Regions from separate parts of the Homo sapiens genome. Here region 1 is linked to region 2. The links are chromatin loops, found by intact Hi-C in ENCODE. Cell type or tissue: CD14-positive monocyte. All regions are shown on one strand. Links, peaks and the distances in the headings refer to the core of each region. The heading gives the core; the rest is flanking DNA. Region 1 overlaps CUEDC1 (CUE domain containing 1). Region 2 overlaps CUEDC1 (CUE domain containing 1).

Evidence for each region. Hi-C counts contacts between places; a loop is a spot of excess contacts. Peaks named below come from ENCODE experiments on the same cell type or tissue, not always from the same donor. Only the 100,000 strongest peaks of a DNase experiment are listed, where the experiment ranks them.
Region 1: a loop joins it to region 2, with 2.1 times the contacts of the local background. A loop is called at or near these places in 6 of 110 quality-filtered maps.

The regions. Positions count from the first base shown.
Region 1 is chr17:57,924,837-57,929,216 of GRCh38, reverse strand. All of the region lies in intron 1 of CUEDC1 (CUE domain containing 1), which reads left to right. Among named protein-coding and RNA genes, the nearest start is that of CUEDC1-AS1, 15 kb to the right of the region's middle. RefSeq lists an enhancer at 1,490-2,005. In CD14-positive monocyte, for the core only: no CTCF peak of the experiment used is centred there; no DNase peak of the experiment used is centred there.
Region 2 is chr17:57,872,045-57,876,424 of GRCh38, reverse strand. It overlaps CUEDC1 (CUE domain containing 1), which reads left to right. Exons shown (of 11, transcript NM_001271875.2): 4 at 2,708-2,834; 5 at 3,570-3,762. Among named protein-coding and RNA genes, the nearest start is that of MRPS23, 24 kb to the right of the region's middle. RefSeq lists enhancers at 1-95, 96-737, 1,379-2,020, 2,021-2,661. In CD14-positive monocyte, for the core only: no CTCF peak of the experiment used is centred there; a DNase peak (open chromatin) is centred at 1,774; H3K4me3 peaks cover 2,325 bases.

The sequences.
Region 1 (4,380 bases), core at 167-4,166, 53 kb before region 2:
TAAAGCTTATCGTTAAGAGCCCAGCACACAGAATTTGGGCTTGATAATATTGGGTGTCAAATGTTGGCAGCAGCATCATTGTCATTGTTTGCTGTCTTGGAGCATCTGGAAATGAGGACAATGGCCTCAGTTAAGGAACACCCTTGTTTTTAGACAGACGGTGGCCTTTAAAACTGTGGCAAATTAGTATGGAATGGAAACTTTTTTTCCCCGCCTGCTAATTTCTGATAGTTTGGGGCTGCCGTAATGAATTATTTTTCTCAGTGTGGATCCAAGTAAAACCCAGGATCAGAATTGGGACAATGTTGGAACTTGTTTTTAAGTGATGGAAAGAAGTAATAAACACAGAGTAGGAAATCCTTTAATCCCACAGGACCTGACTCTTAACCCTTTCCCTCCCGCCCCCCACCCCGAGTTTATATCCTGGATACTGTCTCCCAGGCAGGCTGGGTGGACTTTCAGTGCCAGGTACCTCTAATTCTCGAATGCCAGTATATTCTCCCTTTCTGGAGAAACTCAAGTTGCCCTCTTCGCTATTTCTTGATAGCAAAGAGGTTGCGTGAAAACGTAGAGGACTCAAATCGGAAGATCTGTGTTCTAGAATGTACTTCACAAGGCATCGGAGGGTTGTTACCTTATTAGCCCTAGGTTCTTTTTTTTTTTTTTTTTTGAGACAGAGTCTCACTCTGTCGCCCAGGCTGGAGTGCAGTGGCGATCTCAGCTCACTGTAAGCGCCACCTTCTGGGTTCACGCCATTCTCCTGCCTCAGCCTCCCGAGTAGCTGGGACTACAGGCACCCGCCACCACGCCTGGCTAATTTTTTGTATTTTTAGTAGAGATGGGGTTTCACCGTGTTAGCCAGGATGGTCTCGATCTCCTGACCTGGTGATCCGCCCACCTCGGCCTCCCAAAGTGCTGGGATTATAGGCGTGAGCCACCACGCCCATCGGCCCTAGGTTCTTAAGCTTTTTTCCGGTCCCAGATCCTGTGGATAATCTAAAGAGAACTTTGACACCCCTCCCAAAAAGCATAGGCACACACAAACACATTAAATTGCATTCGATTTTTGGGACGAGGGGTTCCATAGACCTCACAGAAATCTCACAGAGCCTTCGCTAAGAACCTTGTGCCAGGCTGTAAGCTTCACAAGGCGTGTTTCCACTGCCCAGTGACTACCTGAGTGCCCTGTGGCATAGACTAGGGGTTAAATACACAGGCTTTGGAGTCAGGGTGCCAGGGTTTGAATCCTTCCTCTGCTACTTGTGGGCTTGTTAACCTTGGGTACAGCTATTTAGTCTCTCTAAGCCTCAGTTTCCCCATCTATAAAGTGGAGGAAAGAACAGTACCGACCTTACAGGGTAGTTGTGAAGTTAGATGGGATAATATTTTTAAAGCTTACATTGCATGAATTGTTTTGCCTACAGAATGTCCATTGCCATCCAGAGGAATCTCATGTTGGTAGCAAGAACTTGCACTGTCTTTGTTGCAGAGCAACAGGTTATTGGGCTGTGGGTTAATGTGAGGCTTTCTTTGGATGAGTGGGGTTGGGGGGCAGATCCCCTGACATACCTCTTGGAAATTTGAGGGGTTGGGAGCTTTGGAGCAGGGCTCCTAGAAGCCTGCTAAACCCAGCTGCTCCTATTCAGTAATTTCCATGTGCTGTTGTTGATTTTGGCTTCAGGCATGGAGAGCCCTGCCTTGGGAGCTTCCTTGAAACTGGATGCCCCAACCCAGAGGGTGTGGGCAGGAGGGAAGCCTCAATGAACACTGGAGAAGCAGACTTTTTTTTCTCTCTCTAACTCTGGCTTTTTTTTTTTTTTCTTTCTCCCTAGGCTTTCTGCAGCAGCCCCAGCAATTACCAGGAGTGTTAACTGGGGTCAGGGCAATGGCAGGGCTTCTGGAGACTCCCGGGGGGAGTGGGGAGGAGGAGGAAGTGCCTCTCAGGCACCCTGGAATGAGGGCTTCACCTCCTGCTGCCCAGGCCCGCCTGCCCCTGGATGCCCTTTTAAGTGAGCTGCCCAGAAACCCATTGGCACCCTCCATAACAGCCCCACTCTCTGTCCCAGCCGCTCGGTGAGAATGGCAGGGAGTTAAAGGATTCTAAACATTGGCCCCCACTGAGCCCTTAATTACATTAACACACAAAGCAGCAGGGCCGGCCATCCCTACAAACAATTGCCGGCCTGTTTCCCCCAGCTGCGCCTCCCTTTCATCTGGGCCTCTTTCTCAGAGATGCTGGGTTCCAACCTCCCTACGTTTCCTCCTGTTTCATTGGTTTTGTCTCTTCCTTTCCCTGTCTGAGTCATTCCTTTCCCGCTTTGGTCCAAGAGGCCCGGTGTGGCACCAGCCGCTGAGCCCCATTTCCTATGTTCCAGAAGCAGCCCCATAACTCTGTTTTATGGTGGATACATGAGTGGTTTGAAAAGAAAAACGATGTGGTTATATTTTTGCCTCTAATTTGCATATTGTCCTGAAAGAGAAGCAAAATGCCTTCACTTTATAATGACTTCCCGTGCATCTTAACCACACTTTCCATTTGTTTAGAATTTGACAGCTTTAAATTTATTTTTTATTTTAAAATTTGTAAATAGAGACAGGGTCTTGCTATGTTGTCCAGGCTGGTCTTGAACTCTTGGCCTCAAGTGATCCACTCACCTCAGCCTCCCAAATTGCTGGCATTACACAGGTGTGAGCCACTGCACCCGGCCAGAATTTGGTTGTTTTTAGAAGTCCCATCCCATACATTTCTCACCGATCTGTAAATGTTTTGATGTAGTATCTAGGATGGGAATCACACCTATTTCAGGGGGTGAAGGGGCTTGAATGGGGACAAGATCCGGCTAGTCTGACTGCTAGGCCAATGCTCTTTCCTCCTGCCCACCTTTTTGGCTTGGTGTGGGCCTTTTTCGGTCCTCTCCAGTGTCTCAGCAAAATGCCAGCAGCAGGAGGCCATGCAGAGGCACCTTTGGTGATGGTGAACTTGAGCTCCTTGCTATGAGTGGCAGGTGAGGGACCCCTGGAGAACTGGCATTTCTCACCTCTGCACTTGACTCTGCCCCTCTCGCAACTTTGAGGGATGAATACGTCACTTTTTCCATTCCAGTATTGGTGGGTCTCTAACATTTCCAGAGAAGGAAGTTCTCTAGTTATCCCCATGTTCCAGGGTCTCCTGGCACAGGGCCCCTGACCCTAGGATGAGGACTTCCCAGTAAGCTGGGCTTGGGGCCTCCCCACCCAGCTTGGGGAGCCATCAGGCCTGCAGCCCCAGCCAGACCACCCTTGCCACCTCTGGGCCAACCACAGGTGGCAGAGGACAGGCGGTCAGGTGAACGCTGAGCTCGAGAGCATCTTTGCTGGCAGTACCAGGCCTGGGTAAGGGAGGACGGCCCTGTAATTAGTGTTCTTTTAGAGACAGCTGCTGTGGCTCCTTCTCTTTTGACCCTCTTCCTCCTTCACATTTGCACATGGCTTAGGGACCTGCCATTCTCCCTCATTCAGGCAGGCATTCCCAGGAGGCTCCTGTGCCCCAGATGGTGAAGCTTATCTCTTTTATATCCTCATGCTTGGGGGTGGCGGCACTGGCAGGGATCTTCGTCTGCTGGGGGTCTCTCAGGGACACTGGACCCTGCAGCGGCAGCTGTCTTCTGTCTCTTTGCCTGGGGCAGAGCACCTGAGCAGGCTGTGTTTCACTGCAGTGTCTTTGCCAAACTTCTTTAGAGCACTCTAAGGGCTAATGGGCTTTTGGTTATGTTCCCTGGAGAACTTCTGCCCCTTGGGAAGGGTACCGCACTGGCTTGCTTGTTTAGGTGTGACCACAGCAGAGCCCGAGGGCCTCTAGATTACAGCTGTGCCTGTCCCATCTCATTGCTCGGGGCTGCCTGGAGGGGTTTATTCCATCCCAGCAGCTCTTCATCCTGACTTCTCAGTCACACGGATTTTAGTCAGAATGTGTTCCCCTTGCCCCCTGGGTAGTTTACATGCTCGTTAAAGAAAAACTGGAAAATGTTTAATTTCCAGTAAAATTGATCATTCTGATAATTTCAGTACTACGGCTGAAAACATTTGGTTATATTTCCCTCTGTTCTTTTTTTTTTTTTTAATGTGCACAAGTTTTAAAAACTAGTTGTGATCTTACTGATTTACATACCTTTGAATCTAGCTTTTTGGTGTAACACTACATAATGAGAATTTTTAATGGAACGGTGTGGTTTTAAACACTCTTTTAAGTGGCTGTACAGTGTTTCATCCTGTGGCTCTGCTATGCTGACTATTGTTGACACCCCCTCCCCTCCAAACTCATCTTTATTTTAAGCCTCAGAACTTTATGGAGCGTGAAAGTCAGGAGCCATTTGTTTGGGTTCTCTTGGTGTAATATTAATC
Region 2 (4,380 bases), core at 87-4,086:
AACTGATGTCCAGGCTGTGACCTGAAGGCCACATTGGCAGTAATGTGGAGAAGCAGAGGACAGGGAGGCGCTCAGGCAAAGGAAGGAGCACTTGCAGAGGCCTGGAGGCAGGAAAGAGGGCTCATCTGGAGACCTCCTGGAAGTACCTAACGGCGGGTGAGGCTGGAAAGGCAAGCAGATCAAAGGCCCTGTGGCCCTCCAGGGAGCTTCCGTCTTCTCTTGCAGACAGCGGGGAGCCATTCAAGGGCCTTAACCTGGAGAGCGACACGATCAGGTTCGTGTTTTAGGAATCTTCCTTTGGCTGCTGAGGGAGATCAGATTTGAGTGGGGGAATGGCCTGGCCCCCATCTGCTACCTCCAGTCACTGGGGTGCCGAGAACCTGCAGATGGGGCAGAGTTTGGGAGCGTGGGTATTGGCCTCCTAGGGCACAGAGAGGCAGGGCCACCCCGGGGAGCATGCTTCAAATGTCACAATCCCTGGGCCCAGGTTTTGCCTGGATGATGTGTGTGTCCTGGGACATGGCTTGAACCCCCTCTGGACCTCAATGTCCAGTTCTTACCAAAAATTTTACCTGGAAGTCCTGAGTCTGAAATCCCTTTCCATCAGGTCTGATGTTCCATGGGTAAACCTGGGGGTCCGATGGGGCTTGAAGTTGCAGTTTTGGGGTCCAGAGGCAGAGGCTCTGGGCTGGGAAATCCTCCCCAGCTTCTCCCTCCTTCCCCTCCCCCAGTCTGTCCTTCCCTCCATCTGTCTGAAAGACAGTCTCTGAAACCCCGGGGACCCTTCCACACAGGCCGCCTGCTGTTTTTCCGTTAAAATTACAGCCTTGGAAGTTTTTTTTTTTATTTGCGTCTCAGCTCATTTCTGACATTCCTTTCCGACCACAATGGAGTTGCCTGGGCTGCCTGTGCCCTGGCTCACGCAGCTGTGGGCTGACCTCATCTCTACCAGTGCCAGCCAAGGGGCCGGGAGGGGGCTGGGCCTGGCCTTCCTTCAGGACCACAGGCCTAGCAGCAAGGAAACTCAGCTGAGAACAGGGGCCTCCTCCACCTTGTGCCCTTCTCCACTTGGAGTCTTCATGGCTAGAGGGGTCCAGGTGCACCTCTGAGGTTCTCCCTCCACTGCTTTCCTGGGTGGCTCCGAGGTGTGGTTAAATTGGGGGTGGGCACCCATGTCCCAGATGAAGACCCTGAGACCTCAAGAACTGGTAATACCCCTGGCGAGGGTCCCTCCCTGCTGTAGCCTGGGGTGGTCTGCGAGTCCCTTAGAGATGAGGCTTCCTCTCTCCCCATCTCTGGCCTTTGGAGAAAAATGAAGCCTCCAACAGTGACAGAAGGTGGCAGTGATGTAGAAAAAAATTTGGCCTAGGAATGGGAGTCCCGGGTTGTGATGCAAGCTGCTCTCCAGACCATTCCCTCTCCCCCTGTGTCTGTGCAGGGAGAGGGTGGACGAGGCGTGCTGGGGTTCCCTTGGCTCCAGTCTGCAAGAGCTGAGCTCCCACCAGGCACTTAGCAGCTGGTTATCCCTTCTGCTGCCGCCCCCGCCCCTTCCCCTCGCCCCCGCCGCCGGCCACCCGCCCGAAATAGAAAAGGAAAGGAAGTTATTTCCATAGTCAGCGGCAGCCCGGAAAAGCTCCCCTCCAGTGAGGGGGCGGGCGGGATTCCTAGAGCTGAAGACCAAATCAAAGCCAGGCCCGAGAGCTAGAGCAGCCCCCACCGCCCGGCCCTCGGCTGCCTTCTCAGTGTGCCGTTTTCCTGATTCAGCGGAACACGTGTCCTGCGGTTGCCACGCTGCAGGCTGCCATGGAGCTGTGGGGACCTCCTGGCCGGGCTCCGAGCTGCCCTCAGGCCCAGGGCGGTAGGGCGGGAGCCTGGGGGTCAGGGAGGGTGTGTGCCACCCCCTCTTCCTCTACTGCCTTGCCCAGCTGTTGGCTCTGCCATGGCACAGAGCTCCTGCCACACACACAACGGGCCTGGAAAGAGCGGCCCCAGAGCACCCTGAGAGCGAGATCCCTTCCACACTCACATCTCCACGCACGTTTTCAGAACATTGCTCAGGACACGGCCTCCTGAGGGGCTCCCCAGCACCTGGGCAGGGAGGCAGCAGTTTCTAGATAAGGAAACCGAGCCCTAGAGGGAACAGGGGCCCACCTAAGACTACCCTGCCGGCTGGTGGTTGAGCCAGAACTGGAGCTCAGATCTGCTTTACCCTCTGTAGGGATCCTGGCGTCCCCATATGCCCCTTCCTCAGCAAACCAGCATGCAGCAGGCTGTGCTGTTGGTGGCTTATGTGTCTGTTCCTTTGGACCATACCTGTCACTCAGCACCATGAGCCTGGCACTGTGTAGGTGCTAGGATAGAAGCATGAAAGGATGCGATCCCTGCTGTCTTTAGGGGACATTTGTAAACATCTATGGCTAAATCCACAGAGTTCCACATGTGCACCGTGGACAGACAGCTCTGTAGGTCCAGAGACCTGGAAGGGCACTGAGTGACTGGAGAGCATGAATGGCTGGGGAGTTCGCTGAGGCTGGTGGAGACATCTCCAGTGATGAGACAGAGTGACGGGCCTTTGTTCTGGAGGCAGTGGAGGCCATGGGAATCTCTGAGCAGGATCCGACCTGCCTGAGGACCTGGTGTGATGGGGCCAGGAGACCTGGGGTTGGGCTTAATGACTTCCTCTTCCCTGTCACCTGCCATCCCCTAGTATCGACGCGCTGGGCTCTGGAGCCCCTACAAGCCAGAGACGCTATCGGAACTGGAACCCACCACTGCTGGGCAACCTTCCGGATGACTTTCTCCGCATCCTGCCCCAGCAGCTGGACAGCATACAGGTAACAGGGGCCGCCCCCGCCTTCCACTCCCACCTGCTTGTCCAGCATCTCTCTTTGCCCACACAATTTGTGCCAGCCAGTTTTACTTCCTGATGTTTAAACCCAGGCTGAGCTATTTCTGTTGCCCTGGGTTCGTAGGGCAGGAATGCTGAACTGAAAGCCTCACTTCCTGCCTGGGCCTGGAGGTTTCCTGTTCTATCCAGGGAAGGTGACAGCCTAAGGAGGCTGTCTGCTGCAGCAGTCACCTCAGGCTGGAGAGAGGCGGGCATGGGGTGGCCAATGGTGGAGGGCCAGAGCACCCCCCTTCCTCCCTTGGGAAAGGGCCAGAGGCTGCTTCTTGCTAGATGTTGGCATGCCCCAAGGTGCCCCACAGCGGGGCAGGTCCACCCTGAGGCTGCTGGTGCAGGGAGAGGGTTGAGTTTGGGAATTGACGTATAGGCTGTTCCACAGTCTGCAGATTTGTTTTCAGGACTGTTCAGGTTGTAGATGAAGGTATGAGGTGGTCTGTGGCGTGGGGGAAAAATAGTTTTTAGGCTACTGCTGTGTCCCCTGCAGCAATGGCTCTGACCTGTCCGTTGGATTTTGGCTCGCAACCAGGTTCCATTAGGAGGTGTGAGCCTCAGGTGAGGGCTGGAGGATGTTGGACAGGGCATGTGTGCAACCAGAGGGATGTGGACGTTTGTGCAACATGTACCCTTGTGTGTACACATTCAACATGCTCGCTTCCCTCCTCAGGGTAACGCTGGGGGCCCCAAGCCTGGGAGTGGAGAGGGATGTCCACCTGCCATGGCTGGGCCAGGGCCCGGAGACCAGGAGAGCCGCTGGAAGCAGTACCTGGAGGACGAGAGGATCGCGCTTTTCCTGCAGAACGAGGAGTTCATGAAGGAGCTGCAACGGAACCGCGACTTCCTCCTCGCTCTGGAGAGAGGTGGGCAGCGCCTGCAGCCACTTCTCCCTGGCTGAAGAAGGGAGGTGATGCTGGCTTTAGCCTTGGGGCTCAGGAAAACACTGAGCTGGGGGCTGAGGGGGCCAGGTGCTTTCTGTCCTATTGAGGCATGACTCCCACCAAGTTATCCCATGGGAGCCTCAGAATTCTGCCTATGGGGACCTGGGTCACTAGCCCACCCCTTTCTCCCTCGGGACTCAGAGGAAGAAGGATGTGCACTCTTAGGCCTTCTTCCCTTTGCACACCTGCTCTGTGCCAGGCACTGGCCTTGGCACAAGGCAGCAGGGAGAAGAGCACTGCCCCTCCTCACAGAGCCCCAGCCCCAAGGCAGGCGTGATGTGTCTGGAGCTCCGGAAACAGAACGACTGGGTTCATGAAGGCCAGGGCGGGGGAGGCTCTTGAGTGGAAGACTTTAGAGCAGGGGCTCTGGAACTTTGCAGGTATTTGGGTTGTCTCTGGGTTGGAGACCCTGCTCCCTAGCCTGGCTGCCTTTCCCCTGCAGGGTGGGAGTGCGTTTGGGGTAGAGGAGACGAGAGGGCTGTGGAGCTCTGTCCCTGTGACGGCCACAGCGTGAGAGCTTGTGTGTGTAACTGATGGTGT